Linked DNA regions of Homo sapiens: region 2 is linked to region 1. A link is an interaction called in ENCODE POLR2A ChIA-PET data of the cell type or tissue named here. Cell type or tissue: MCF 10A. All regions are shown on one strand. Links, peaks and the distances in the headings refer to the core of each region. The heading gives the core; the rest is flanking DNA.

Evidence for each region. ChIA-PET counts read pairs that join two places held together with the same protein. Peaks named below come from ENCODE experiments on the same cell type or tissue, not always from the same donor. Only the 100,000 strongest peaks of a DNase experiment are listed, where the experiment ranks them.
Region 2: POLR2A ChIA-PET joins it to region 1 with 5 read pairs; 7 of 35 experiments call an interaction of 5 or more read pairs at or near these places.

Annotation. Positions count from the first base shown.
Region 1 is chr6:116,284,989-116,296,521 of GRCh38, reverse strand. It overlaps a transcript of DSE not described here. Among named protein-coding and RNA genes, the nearest start is that of TSPYL1, 11 kb to the right of the region's middle. In MCF 10A, for the core only: no CTCF peak of the experiment used is centred there; no DNase peak of the experiment used is centred there.
Region 2 is chr6:116,374,121-116,379,120 of GRCh38, reverse strand. The region is part of intron 1 of DSE (dermatan sulfate epimerase); the gene reads right to left. Among named protein-coding and RNA genes, the nearest start is that of DSE, 5.7 kb to the right of the region's middle. In MCF 10A, for the core only: no CTCF peak of the experiment used is centred there; DNase peaks (open chromatin) are centred at 2,770 and 4,990.

The sequences.
Region 1 (11,533 bases), core at 2,665-7,664:
AAATTACTTTATTTAGAGCATTTCTTGGGTCCTTCAAATTATCTTTTTATGTTTTCATATTTATTATCTTTCTCCTCGCATCAAAATATAAACTCCTAATAGGCAGGGATTTAGCATGTCTTGTTCAACCCCACAGTCCACCCTTCATATCCAAGGGTTCTACATCTACAGATTTAACCAACCATGAATTGAAAATATTTCAAGAAAATACGTAACAGTAAACAATAATACAAATTAAAAAATAATACAGTATAACATTGTTTACATATCATTTACATTGTATTAGATATGATGAATAATGTAGAGATGATTTGAAGTATAGGGTAGGATGTGTGTAGGTTATACACAAATACTACATCATTTTCTATCAAGGACTTCAGCATCCATGGATTTTGGTATCTGAGGGGGTACTGGAACCAATTCCCCTGGATACCAAGGGACAGCTATATATCCCCAGTATGTAGAATGTCACCAGGCACATTTTAGTGATTTCAGAAATATTTATTTAATGAAAAAATAGGTTTCCAAGATTGATGAGGTTGAATGAAAAGTGCTGTCTTTCATATTGTAAATATAATTCCAATATGCCTAGTTTATTATTGGTTTATGATAATCATAAAATGATGGTTTGCTAAGCAAAGGCAAAACTGATGAGATTATGGAAAAATTTTCCTCAGTGGAGTCCCAATTAATGAAGTTCTACTTTCAAAGAGGCTTCTATGATAATGTTATGCTTATTTTTGGAATGGAAATAAAATGACATCTTGCAATTTTCTTTTTCCCCTTAAATAAACCTACTTAAACTATAAATTAAGACTGTTCTCTTCCAGGGTTTAGTGATGCCTTGAAAAATAACTGAAACTAACAGTGTCAAAAAACATATCAGTCAATTTCCAGGAGACACATTATTGCTTTCTGAAAATCTAGACAGCTCTACTTTAAATATTTAAATTAAGGCTGTTTTATTTTATTTTCTGTATTGTGGTTTCTGCCTTGTCATTTCACATGTGGGCTAGTATAGTTGTTGGATCACATCTCATCTTACATAAAGACCTTGAAATTAAAAAATGTTTGGAAGGAAATATTTTAAATAGGAAATTTTAAATAGGAAAAAAAATCAATGGATGTAGTCAGGGTTTAATAGGATGACCACAGCAGAACATAATACTCCACAGCGAGTCTCAAAGTCCTTCAAATATAAGCCAAGCCACATTCAAGCCTTCCTTCCTCATCCACTCTCCCGCTCTCTCCCCACAACCCTCCACACCTTTGCCTAGGCTGTTCCCTGAACCTATCTCCTCCCATCTTCTCCTCTCCCACCTTTCTTCTGCCTTCAAGTCCTAGCACAAGTGTCCTTTCTTCTTCTAGGAAGCTCCTCCAACCGCCACAGCAATCAGTAGGTCTTTTTTTCTGTGTTCAGCTTGTACTTGGTAGAATATACCTAATATTCCTGTTTTCACACTGCAGTATGATTTATTTCCAAATCACCCTCCACCCCACCGTGGGCAGTCTCTCGAGGGCATGAACAGTGTCTTTTATCGTTAAATCCTCATCACTTATCATACTTACTATAGGAAGTGCTCAGTAAGGAGTTGGTGAGTAGTCTACTCATTTAACCACCTTTAGGGCTTTGAGATGGGGTGTTCTGCATATATCATTTTGCTTTCCACTGGTAATTGGTAATAAAGATGGGGTGAGAGGAAATTGGAGGAGAGACTTGTTATTCACATCTCCTCTTTTTCCTTATGTTCTTTCTGGCTTCGGGATGGGACCAGAGACTAGATGGTGAAACTCTGGGCTGAGGTTCTGATATGCTAAACCACTGGTAATGCCATGATTCAGGTACCCACTTGCAGGACTTTCCTGACATCTTCTCACTTCCCTTTACAAATACTTCCCCTATCTACCTTCATTCCAAGAGTTCTTGTGCCCACAAGCTTTAAGAACCATATTTATGGCTTTCCTATCTTCCCTGACCCTTCTATTAACCTGGCTTGACCTCAGAATTCAATCCAAGAAAGTTGGTTTACAGATTATTTAACTTACTTAAACTAATGTATGAATATAGGAGCATTTCTATTTTACAATGAATCTGTTACTGTCAATACAATTCTGATTACTAAACTACGTTTAACTTGAAAACTGTTTTTTGCTAATTCCAGCACCCTGCTTCTAAGTGTTCCATATAAAATCATTTTTGGCCAGGCACAGTGGCTCACTCCTATAATCCCAACACTTTGGGAGGCTGAACCAAAAGGATCCCTTGAGCCCAGGAGTTCAAGACCAGCCTGGGCAGCATAGCAAGACCTCATCTCTACAAAAAATTAAAAAATTAACTGGCATGGTGGCACATGCCTGTAGTCCTAGCTACTTGGGAAGCTGAGGTGGGAGGATTGCTTGAGCCCAGGAGGTCGAGGCTGCAGAGAACTGTGATCATGCCACTGCACTCCAGCCTGGGTGACAGAGTGAGACCTTGTCTCAAAAATAGAAAATAAAATAATAAATTTTTCTAAAAATAGACATATTTATTAACTATTAGCTAGTTACTAATTGTATATATATTTTAAAAACATACTTTAGACAAAAGAAATATTACCAAATAGATCACCAAGGTCACTTCTAGCTCTTTTTATTTCTTTTTGAGGCAACGTCTCATTCTGTCACCCAGGCTGGAGTGCAGTGGCGTGATCATAGCTCACTGCAGCCTTGATCTCCCTGGCTCAGGTGATCCTCCCAGTTCAGCCTCCAGACACCACCATGCCTGACTAATTTTTCTATTGTTAGTACAGCCAAAGTCTCGCTATGTTTCCTAGGCTGATCTTGAACTCCTGAGCTCAAGCAATCTTGTTGCCTTTGTCTCCGAAAGTGTTAAGATTATAGATGTGAGCTACCATGTCTGGCCTCTAGCTCATTTTAAAAGCAACCAATACTTCATAATAAAGAGGTACAACCCAGTAAATTAAGTTTTTGACTGAATTTCAGCTATTTTAAATCACTCTTCAAACAAATATTGGCCTCATCTTCCAGAATTAAGAAAAACAAACCATCATGGTGAAACCCTGTCTCTCCCAAAAGTACAAAAATTAGCTGGGCATGGTGGAGCACACCTGTAGTCCCAATTACTTGGGAGTCTGAGGCAGGAGAATAGCTTGAACCTGGGAGGCAGAGGTTGTAGTGAGCTGAGATCACGCCACTGCACTCGAGTCTGGTGACAGAGCAAGACTCCGTGTCAAAAAAAAAAAAGAAAAAAAGAAAAGGAAAAACCTTTAATTCACCTTGAACTCAATATCACATCTGAGCAAATGTTTTTGCTTCAGCTTTAAATACAAGCCCAATAACTTATTAAAGCAAATGTGTTCGTTTATGTTATTTTCTTCTTTGAATTCTGTAGTTAATTATATAAAGTTAAATTATCTCATCATTGTATGAGAGGGTTTTCTTTAATGTTTGTCTGAAAAATATTTTAAATCCAATGTGTAAAAGTCATTCCTAATGTCACCACCTCTCTTTAAAATTCTAAGAAGCAATAAGCTAAAGTCCCCTTCCCATCCTCATCCCCCAGAGATCACCACTGTTGGCAACTGGGTACACATCCTTTCTTAATATTTCTTGCATTTATATAGATACAAGGGTGTCAGCTAATATTTATTAAAATATAATTAGCATATACTTATTGGTCTGCAATGTTCTTTTACATCTTTCTAATTAACATGGATGCTTTTCCAGGTCACTACTTTGGATCCAATTTATTCCTTTTAAAGGTTACGTAATATTCAGTTGTATAAACATGCCATAATTTATCCAACCTTTCTTCTACTTACTGACATTCAGTTTGTTTTCTTTTTTTTTGTTTGTTTGCTTCCTCAACACTTCAGTGTAATAATCAGATCCTTACTCTGCTCCCAACAATGCTGCTCCCTACAAACATTCTTCCCTCAACCCTGCATCTCCTTGAACTTGTCATCCAGTCTTTCCCCTTTTCTATACTGACAATTATGAAAGAACTGGCCTCACACACTATCTATATGTTCATTTATCATTCATTTTTTCAACTCTGCAATTTTTCTGTCTTGCTACTTTTCTGAAATTGCTCTCACTAAAGACACCCATGCTGTATAGCTGCCGCCCAATTCGGAAACTTTTCTTCCCAGTCTTCATCTCACTCAATATGGCTGCATCCCTTGAACCTTAGCTTCCTGAAGTCCATTCTTCCCTTGCATACTGAAACAACACTCTTCTGGTTCTTTCCCTACCTCTAATGGCTATTTCTCAGTTTCCTCTACTTGTGCCACCTCATCTGTTTCTTTCACGTCAGTGTTCCTCAGAGCTCTATTTTTGGCCTTCCTTTCTTCTTCCTCTACTTGTCTTCCTGGTGTTCTCGTCCACTCTGATGATGTCAACTATCACCTAAACACTCAAGATTTCCAAGTCTAACTGTAAACCCCACTCTTCTCCTGCTCTACAAATACCCAAATCTATCTGATCTACAAATACCCAACATCTCCCTAGAGTCACATGAAACTCTCCTTGTCTGTAGCTGAACTGTTGATCTCTCCTCCCACTACAACCCGATCTTCTTCCTGTATTCCATAACTCAATCACATTTCCACCCATCCTTGTTACCCAAACTAAACAAATCAGTCTTCCTTAACTTCTTGTCTACTTTCATATCTAGTTTTTCAATTGGTTCTACAATTTATCTGACATATTCTGTTGTCAGTTACTACATTCCTAAAGATATCCTCATCTACCCTTGCCTGCATTTTTATAATACTTCACAACTGATATCCCAGCCTTTAATCATATAACCTTCACATCATTTTCCATATGGCAATTAATATTATTTTCTGACACTGTCCATGTCAATCCCCTGTTTAAAAGCCTCCAATATCCTCTAATACCCATAGGATTAACAAATATGTATATATATAATTATATTTAATATATCATAAACATATAATAATGTATAATAAAAAGCCTTTAACTATCAGATTCCATTTTACCTAACCATCACCCCCAACTAATCTCCCTATCTTTCAGTCATTTCCTCAAGCTGGCTGGACTTCTACTTGTATTTGAGTCTTTGTTCAGGGTATTTTAGTCAACCTGGAATTTTCACCCCCTCTCTCTTATTATAATTTTATTTTTCTTATTAGGACTCATCTCAAAATTATCACCTCTGAATTCTTACCAAGCTCTCTTATCAATATAGGAATACAAATTTCCTATTCTGTGCACCCAAAGCCCTTTGTCCACATCTCTCTTGCTGGAACAACACTCTCCTAGTATTATAATTATTGGTATCATCTGGTATTATAATTGTTTGTTTCATCTGGTATTATAATTATGTGTTTCTGTGTCTATCTTCTCCACAACACTGTGGTCCCTAATGAACAAAGTCCATGACTTTCAGATTTTTGTATGCCATCCCACAACTCTTGTGTCCTGCATAAACCTCAACAAATGTTTTGAATTTAGAGAGTTTGGAAAGAACAGACGAAGTGGTCTGGTCTCAAGTCTACGCCTCCAATCTTCTGTGCTACAGATGACATTGCAGAGCACAGTGGTGGCCAGAAAATTGAGCAAACTTAGAATGGGTGCTTTGTTTACTTTTTTGCATTCATAATGCAGTTCTAGGATCAGCATTCAATCAACAATTTCACTGAGGTTGGCTGGAAAAAGTTTCTCCCTTTGGGAGAGAAGTTAGCAGTTAAGAGGATTCCTTTCTGCTTTTGGAATTAGGGAAATATTTCCAATTATGAGAGACCACAAATGGGTAGATGATATACTAAGTGGGAAGGATGCAGATTGTCTCTTCTCAGGATGAGTTTTAAGGAATTATTTCCAAATAAGACTTCATGTATTTCCTGATAACAAACCTTGATTTTCAATAATTGCTCCTGAGTGTAGAACAGTACAAATTAATAAAATATTTATTTGCTAGAGCTCTTATATCCTTGAATTAATTAATCAGCAAGTGAAATCTCTGAACCCCAAGTCTGAGAATCTAGAAATACTGTTAATTTAGAAATATCAGCAGTAGCAGGAGATATTACTTTTAAAATGTGCCCCACATTTAGTAAATGCTTCCCCTGAGGGCACTTAACTCCTAAAAACCATATGTCCTGTTTAGATTAATATATTATAATTAAAGTTTCCATGGCTGTTTAAGCTAGCCATCAGTGTGGAATCATTCAATCAATGCAGCCAACACTGCCTAAGAATCTTCTAGGTGCTAGGCACTAATGATACAGATCCAAGAAAACGAAGTTATTAGAAAATAGGTGGCAGTAACCCTTGAGTTCCCCGGTTACTGTCAAAGATTTCAAGAAATCAGAAAAGCAACATGGCATAGTACAAAGAGCTTTGAAGCCAATAAACTGGGTTTATATCCATACTCCATTACTTATTAGTCATGTAACTTTAGGCAAGTCACCTGATATCTCTGGGATTTCTTAATCTTCACAACAGGGTGAATACTACCTATGTAATGGAGGGGTGAGGCAATTAAATAATATATGAAAAGCATTTAACACAGTATCTATTATGTAGTAAATATTCAATAAATATAAATATTTCTATTTATGATGATGAATGAAATATGGTATTTTTCAAATCAACCTGTCACATTTTTAAAACAGATGTGCATAGAATGGCTTGCTTACAAACCCAGTGAAGTTATAATATAGTCTCAGAGCCAAAGAACTCACAAGGCAGAGTTCTCAGCTAATGGATGAAGTGTTATGACAACCAAAGTATTAAGCTGGATACCATAATATGAACTTTTCATATTGAATCAATTTGTATGTGGAAAGTAGTAAATGACCTTGATGAATTTTGTTTTAAAACAAGAGGGCTGGTTTTCTTTACTTTTTATTATTTTTATTTTTTTTATCATGAAGGTCTAGTTGTTCTGAAAAGGTTCTTTGACCCTAGGACTATATTTCCATTTAAAAAAGAAATTTCTGATATTTTTGTATGATACATGAGCTCTGGAGTTTTAAATGAATGGCAACTAACAAAATGTTTAAAGGGTTTTAGCTGCAGATCTAAATACTACCTAAAAAATACACAGAAATATTTCCTTTGCATGAAATTGCTTAATCTTAGGATATTGAGATGCTTTCACATATAACAGTCATGTTTATTAAATGGCTTGACTGTGAATTTTTGGTATAGTAACAAACAAATCACTATGATTCATAGTGACTTTAAAAAATCTATGCAAGTATTTTCATTGTTTCATGTACATTATTTTTAAATTTTCTTTTAAATTATTATACCTTACCATTTTACCTTACTAAAAATACAGTAGGGGTTTGTCCCACCAAGTACACATTTTATTGGTTATTTAAATAACTAATTTAATTACACATATTTTTCAACTAACACTTCCTGAATTTGACCCATTTAGCTTCATTCCTCTCTCTGAAGGGTAATGGCTCAGATTTTTGTAACTTATTTTAAATATGTAAGTTTTATAGTGAAGCAACATAATATTTGGATTATCCTTTTTATGTTATGTGAGCCAGTGGATAAGTACTTCTACTTATATACTCCCAATTATAAACACACAAAATTTTTGCTCAAAAATGCTGCTAGTATGAATTTCAAAAGGTGTTTTTTTCCCTTAAGACTCTTATAAAATGTGTGCCTGCTACCTCTGTGGTATGGCATTTTAGTTCCAGCAACTACACCTTTTTCCACCACTTGAAGATGCTGTATGTCTAGAATAATGTTGTCCAACAAACTTCTTGCCATGATGAAATGTTGCATGAGATCCAATATAGCAGCCACTAGTCAGATGTTGCTAATAAGTACTTGAAATGTAATTAGTGTGACTGATGAACTGAATTTTTTACTTTACTTCATTTTAATTAATTTAAATCAAAATAGACACATATGGCTAGTGCCTATAGTATTGGACAGTGCAGGTCTTGAATGCATGTTGAAATAGCTGGAGCAGTGGACAAGTATGGTTACTATGTCCTCACGCCCCACTTCTTTCTCAAGCTATTCAATGCTCACCCATAGCAGAATATAAGTCAAGGCTCATTTCTTCCACTGACCACTCTAATCCACAGGGATTATATTCTTCTCTGAAATTCTATATAGTTAGCTGTGTACAGGAAATTGAAAATTTAGTGCCAGATTATACCTTGCACAATAGTCTAACTTTAATATGCCTAAGTTTTAGCATAATACAAATAATATTACCATCTTCTATTCATTGAAAGCTTATAGTACACTTTATATATATCTTATTTCATTTTCATAATAGGCTTGTGAAATATGTATTATAATCTCCATTTTACCTATGAGGAAATTGTGGCTCAGAAAGATGACTAGCTCCAGTCAAACAGCTAGTGAGTAGGAGAGCTGTAACTTGAAATCAGATTCATGACTGCGTAGGGACTTTGTAGGCAGGCTCCTATGAGATACGTAAACAATTTGAGTATTGGAGCCATCATAATAAACCTAAACTTGTCTGAGAAAAATACATTGTAACAATTACAGCTTAGTGGGAATAAAAGTTTGTGATTCAATTTAAATAAAAAAGTATTTAATTTATAGTGAAAGACCATCCCATAGTTCTTCCATCAGAGACTAGATACATCACTTTCTTAAAGACCAGTTGCTCCCTCTAGTGAGCATCAATAGGAATGACATGCCTAGCAGTATTTAAAAGTGACAATCTCAGCAGGAGCTGCACCTTCCTTAAGGATGTCTTGGAAGTTTGTAGATGTGAATTTTAGTAATTACAAAAAATGAGAGTTGCTACTTTTATTAGGTGGTGTCATGGATGCTAGATATCATACTATCCAAGGGAAGTCTCCCTCAACAAAAAATGCTCTCCTTCCCAGAGGGAAAACCTATTTATATTTATCTGAGCCTCGAATTTAACATTTTACATATAAACACTAAACATGTTTACACTGATTTAATGTGCAATAAACTTTCCAGGAAGGAAATTATGGTATTTCATCTAATTTGAGACATCAATTGTAAAACAAAGTATTATTTAAGTATCACCAAGAAAGGAAGACAAGGAGAAAAAACACTGCCAATTAAACTATGACATGATGCATTCTTATACATAATTATTTTATGTTTTTAAAAAGAACTCTTTTAGGCTTTAGACAGAAATAAAATATCATACTTGGAAATAAATGAAAGGAAAGGGAAAAGCAAAATAAATTGTTAAGGTATTCATAAAACTTCATATTCACAAAATTTACTGAAAGTTTGGCTCAGAGGTGTCAATATCCATATTTTTTTCCAAGCAATACTATCCTCTCTGCTATCAAGTGTTTTGATGATGCAATATTTCCTAGAACAGTGCTCAACTCTTCTGTCTAGAAGAGTTTTAATTCAAGCCAGGCATAAATTATTGTAAGTTTTGATGTCAGTACTTTTTTGAGTCTTTCAAAGAGATTAATGGAAAGTTTTAAGGCAACAAACAGCACATATTCTTTCTTCAGATGATCTTTAGTTTGTCCAGAAATTGGTAACAATAACCGGATACACACATGCTCAGGCAGTGATGATGGTAATGATGCAATGACTGACACATGGCTGACAGTGCTTGTAAGACACATCCTGATTTAAGAAATGTGAAATGTATTTCCTATAATGGAAGAAATACAGTAACATGTACCAAGGGGAGCTTTTCCTTTTTCTTTTATAGAACTTAACAAAGATTGGGTCACCATTTCAGAAAACCTCATCACCATGGTATTTGAATCACAGGTAAAACATACCCATATCAGTCTCCATCCATGGTGATTATATCAACAAGTATAACTTTCTAATCACTTTGCTATTTCTTACAGTGTAGGCAATGTTAATGTCCTTACATATCAAAATAGACAATATTATAAATTACTTTTATTTCTCTTTTATGATGTGATTATATTGATGTTTTTCTATTTACCTGTGTAGGCAGGTTATATTATCTATAAATTTCATTTAAGGAAAGTAAAGACTCTTTTAGAAGATATCTGTTATAAAAAGATGGCATTCAGTCTGATAGAGTTGAGAAAATACTGAATTTGGGGATCATCAATAACTGCTTCTCCTCTGAAAAGAAAGAAAATAATTGGGTACTTTCCTTACAAATATTATATTAATATGCTTGTGGATAGGGGAAAGAGGGAAGAGAGAAGAAAATTGTGTATCAAGTTAACATCAATGATGGTTACACATTTTAAGAAAGTGAGTTCACCTTCCATTCACAATTGCTTCAAAGAGAATAAAATACCTAGGAATCCAGCTTACAAGGGATGTGAAGGACCTCTTCAAGGAGAACTACAAACCACTGCTCAACGAAATAAAAGAGGACACAAACAAATGGAAGAACATTCCATGCTCATGGATAGAAAGAATCAATATCCTGAAAATGGCCATACTGCCCAAGGTAATTTATAGATTCAATGCTATCCCCATCAAGCTACCAATGACTTTCTTCACAGAATTGGATAAAACTCCTCTAAAGTTCATATGGAACCAAAAAAGAGCCCGCATTGCCAAGACAATCCTAAGCAAAAAGAACAAAGCTGGAGGCATCACACTACCTGACTTCAAACTATACTACAAGGCTACAGTAACCAAAACAGCATGGTACTGGTACCAAAACAGAGATATAGACCAATGGAACAGAACAGAGCCCTCAGAAATAATACCACACATCTACAACCATCTGATCTTTGACAAAGCTGAGAAAAACAAGAAATGGGAAAAGGATTCCCTATTGAATAACTGGTGTTGGGAAAACTGGCTAGCCATATGTAGAAAGCTGAAATTGGATCCCTTCCTTACACCGCATACAAAAATTAATTCAAGATGGATTAAAGACTTAAATGTTAGACCTAAAACCACAAAAACCCTAGAAGAAAACCTAGGCAATACCATTCAGGACATAGGCATGGGCAAGGATTTCATGACTAAAACACCAAAAGCAATGGCAACAAAAGCCAAAACTGACAAATGGGATCTAATTAAACTAAAGAACTTCTACACAGCAAAAGAAACTACCATCAGAGTGAATAGGCAACCTACAGAATGGGAGAAAATTTTTACAATCTACCCATCTGACAAAGGGCTAGTATCCAGAATCTACAAAGAACTTAAACAAATTTACAAGAAAAAATCAAACAACCCCATCAAAAAGTGGGCGAGGGATATGAACAGTCACTTCTCAAAAGAAGACATTTATACAGCCTACAGACACATGAAAAAATGCTCATCATCACTGGCCATCAGAGAAATGCAAATCAAAACCACAATGAGATACCATCTCATACCAGTTAGAATGGCGATCATTAAAAAGTCAGCAAACAACAGGTGCTGGAGACGATGTGGAGAAATAGGAACACTTTTACACTGTTGGTGGGACTCTAAAGTAGTTCAACCATTGTGGAAGTCAGTGTGGCGAGTCCTCAGGGATCTAGAACTAGAAATACCATTTGACCCAGCCATCCCATTACTGGGTATATACCCAAAGGATTATAAATCATGCTGCTATAAAGACACA
Region 2 (5,000 bases), core at 1-5,000, 85 kb before region 1:
TGAGAAAAAAACAGAACCACAGGCCTAAAACCATGGGATCAATTCTGCTGGAGATTGCATCTTCTTAACAAAATAAAATAAAGTTAGCATTCTATTTATAAAAACACCATTATTGTTTTTAACCATAAACACTGCAATAAGAAGCATGGTATGACAGAAGTTTCCAGGTTCTTTCCTACATGGGCAACACCCATATTTTAATCACATGACTGATGAATGCCCCCTACATTCATGCAACCACTGAGATCCTTTCCCTCTCACTACCAGTCTGGTTCTACCATAGAAAATGATGTAGAGAATGGTAAAAGACAAGACTTAAAAAAAACAAGGTTATCTAGAATAAAAAAGAAATGTGGGTGGGGACTTAAGGTACAGTAAGGTGGTGATGGATGTGTTAATTAATTTGATTGTGACAATCACTACATGATGCATATGAATATCAAATACTTAGGTTGTATACCTGGAATATAGATATTTATTAATTAAATGTTTCTTCAAAATTTTTAAAAATAAAAAAGAGAAATATGGAGGAAAAATGACCTGTTTGGGAGAAAACAGATTAAGCAGGGGATGGAGGAGTTTTGCAATGTTTACCTCAATGAAAGATTGATCTTATATATGATCAATATTTAACCAGTCAATAAATACTTTGTTCTTATAAAAATACCAAGTAGAAAATGTAAAGGCATCTTCTATGTAAAACATTAAAATATTTTCTTCTATATTCACATATTTAAATCATTTCTAATTTCTAAGATTTTCAACTTTAAATAAGCAGAAGTCATAAATTAGAGCCCCAGAAGATAAATTTAACATCCCTTCAAGGCAACCCCATTTAAACCTTTCTAAACAGAAAAGAATTCAAAGGCCTTTTTCAGAAATCCATCCTAAAGGATAAAAGCATTCAGAAAAACTTCCCTGTATTTACCATAAATCCTTCTTGATGCTTGCTTTAAGTTAATTTCCCCCTTCTTTTCTTCAGGGAAGATGGAAAACAGCTGTTCAACGTTCCCTTTCAGGCTACTTTTTTCCTTCCTGACAGGTCCCTACCCTCCTTGGGAGAAATGTAAACACTGCAGGTGATTCCAAAATCCAGTTGGCCCAAGTCTGATTACCCATGGGGTTGGTGAGCCTGCCCCCATTCATACCACCTGGAATGATATCATCAAACTGCAAAGGTCCCAGGAAAAGATTTTTCCCCAGAATTTGTGAAATTCTAGAAATTCATTGGATATAGTCTGTCCTCACATATATTAAAATGACAAAAATAGCACAGCTTCAAGAATAAAAGTTTAGTCAGAACTGTCTAGAAGGTAAACAAGGTTGTATTACAGCGGGTACCTTGGTCTTCATTACTGCTCTACACCGTGTTGGATATTGAGTGCACCTTGGTGTAAAGTATTTTTAAATGACCTACTGATTTTTATCATGAAATTCCTGAGTATTTGTCACTGAGGCAATTTTCTCAGTGACAGAAACTGTCATTTCTCATTTCTAAAACTGAAAAATTCTAGAAATCCCTTTCAGTACCCCAGTCTAAAGGACTACTCTATAAACAAGTGTCCATTTCTAGTCAGTTATTTCTTTAAATGAGCAATGTATATGGATTCACGACATCATCTGCAGATTACTGCATTTTACAAAAAAAAACTTACACAACACTAATGTTGCTACCTACTTCAGGAACTGCTAACAAACATCATTTTTCTTGCAACAGCCATTTGACAGCAACAATAAGGCTGATATATTGCCTTCGTACTTCATCAATAAAAACATTACAGACCCACAAGCTTGGTGAGCCTATTTCCTTTACAAATTCCTTTTTAAAAGTTAGGAAGTACTGATTCAACTTTGTTGCGGTATAATGTTTGTACGCATTAAATGCCTATTATTTAGTAGCTAAGTTTGTTATTGTTATGCATGATAAAAAATGCAAAGCCCTGACTTAAGCAACAAACACAACTTTAAAACTCTACGAATATTTCAAATGGAAAGATTTAAAGGACAGCTTCTTAAACTGACTGTATACCTATTCAATTTCTACTAAAAGAGCATGAATGCTAATTTATACACACACTGGGGATTTCTATATGATTATTCTGCTATCGTTCGCACTGAGAGGAGAGAAACTATTAAGTCTAGAAATAAAACTCAAAAGGTGGGGGTTGGCATGCAGACACATACATTCAGTTGCAAACTCTTTCTGACTCTGTCTTGGACAAAGCAGATGAACATAAATAATCTACAATGGATATGTCACATATATGTAATTGAAAGCCAACTGCCTATATGTCTTTTGTTATATTTTCTCTAACAAGACTACACTTACCTAATAGGTATAACTATTCCCAAATATAAAATGCCAAAGCAAATTATGCTTATTTGTCAGTATTGTTCATAGCTTCTACATATTACTGAAGGGCAAATTCTGTTCTTTCAGGACTTATTTACTAACATTTAATGATAACACTACCAAAATCATGTTTACAAAATATTCCAAGGGAGCTGAAGCAAACAGAAGGAAATCCAGTGGTAATCAGTACACATTAAATTTCATATGTTATTCTGAATTAAAGACTGAACAAACTACTCCATTCAAGAAATAAACAGATCGCCTCAATAATCTTTTCTTCTCTTTCCAAATTAAAATCATTCCCTTCTTCTTTGTGATCTCTAACAGGCTCTCTGAACACTTTTCCTCCAGCAGGTTTATACTCTTCTGGGCATCTGAAAGAGGATCTGGAATCCACACCCTCAACAGGCTGGAACTTGCCTACACATGGCAGAAGTAAGGAACACAATCAGTAAAGGTAAAAATCCTGAAGCCAGCTAATGAGAACTGAGCAATCGGCCCAGGGCTTTGCAGGAATTAGAAGTGGCCCCACAATGGAATCCTCAGAAGGCATGAGAAGAGATAGAGAGAAGTGGAAGAGGACGGGGCTGCGGAAAGGGGGTCTGTAAATAGCCAGTTACATTAGTCTAGGAAGCACATAAGCATTTTAGGGAGCTGATGGTTCATGAGGAGTAGTGAGTAGTAAAAGGGATAATAAAGTAGACAACAGGAAAATAAAATGTTAGAGTCTTTAATAATATGAATTTGGAGTCACAAGGGATAAAAGTAGGATTAAATGTGTAATTTAAGTTAATCTTCTATTTAAGGTATACCACTAATGACTTGAAAATGAAAGACAAGTCTTTTACCTTTAGTATTTCCATTTCCATACCCCTAAAATGAGGGTAAGACACTAGCTCTATATCACTGTCCATTTCTACTACACTAAAATATTAAAATATTTGAATTCTTTGAAAAAAAAGTTAAAAGTACTGGGCAATTTCAAAATGCAAGTATTTATGTAGATGTATGTTCAGGGATTTTCCTTTACGGCAATTCTCTAAATGCATATGAATTTATAAGTGAGAGTTTACTAATAGTAATGGTCCTGCTATCCTATGCACAATACCTTGTATTTCTCTTTCTAGTTTGATTCTTTTCTGCAAGACTTCAGCATCAACTAATCAAGCCACTCTTCTATACATAACTAGAAGTTGTGAAACACTAAAGTGAGATGATAGAAATTTGGGATACATTTATTTACCATACACATAAAAAAGACTTTGAGGCAGGATCTTGCTCTGTCGCCCAGGCTGGAGTGCAGTGGTGTGACCATAGCTCACTGCAGCCTCGAACTCCTGGGCTCAAGTGATCCTCCCATCTCAGCCTCCCAAGTAGCTAGGAAGAAAGATTTTTCTTTAAAGAAAAATTATTTCAATTAAACATACTATCCAATTAATGAACAGTTTAATTTTTAAAAGCATATTTCCTATTAGAATGGGGCATTAGAGTTGAGAAGACTTTGTGAAACATACATTCTTCATTATTGTTATCATCAAATGGTACATCGATCAGTACACCTCAAGAGTTTGGGATTTTAATCTCTACTTCCCATTCTAATTCACCATATGAATTTCATAGGAAAATAATTTTCCTTTTCAGTACTCTGGGCTTATATATAACTTGCCTCATTGCCATGTTGGGCACCAACTTGAGGTATAAAGAATTTTGCTGTGTCACCCAAACATTTGCTGGTAATTTGGTGCTCCCAGAGAGTTTTATTCTAGCAATCACTATAGGGGAAGATAACATAATCCCATGAGAAAACCTTAACATATTTGCTATGGTTTGAATAACTGCCACCTCTAAAACTCATGTTGAAACTTTACCTCCAATGTGGATGTGGCAGTATTGAAAGGTAGGACCTAGAGGCGATTGGGTCATGAGCCTCTACCCTCATGAATGATTAATCCATTCATGGATTAATAGGTTAATGGATTCATGGGTAATCACGGGAATGAGACTGATAGTTTCACAGGAAGAGAAACCTGAGCTAGCATGAACAACTCCCTCACCATGTGAGGTCCTGGATCACCTCGGAGCTCTGTAGAGTCCCCACCGGCAAGAAAGCCCTCCCCAGATGCAGCCCCTCAACCTCGGACTTGGGCTCCATAACTGTAAAAAATAAATTCCTTTTCTTCTTAAGCTACCCAGATTCAAGTATTCTGTTATAAACAATAGGAAATAGAGTAAGCATTTAAGAACTGTCCTATCCTCTTCTCAGGCACATTCTTTTAGTAGGGTTATGTCACTAAATCTCTTCAGGTGCCCTACCCACTCCTTCAAAATAGTAAAGATCCAGCCCCCTCAGCAAACAGAATAATAGTATCCACTATAATGAAGTTCCCTCTACCACAGATTCTGGCTCTCCTCAAAGGCCTGCCACAAACACATCCTAAGTCAGTAACAGTATTTCTCTTTTTTTATTTGGGGAAGGGGCAGTGGGGTGGTGAAAAAGGATAATATTTACTATATTTATGATTCAAGTATGCTAATGGTTATGTAATATTTAATATATGCTACAACCACAAAATGCTAGTCTTTTGGGAGTTTCTTCTGAAAGAGGATCTGGAATCCACACCCTCAACAGGTTGGAGCTTGCCTACAC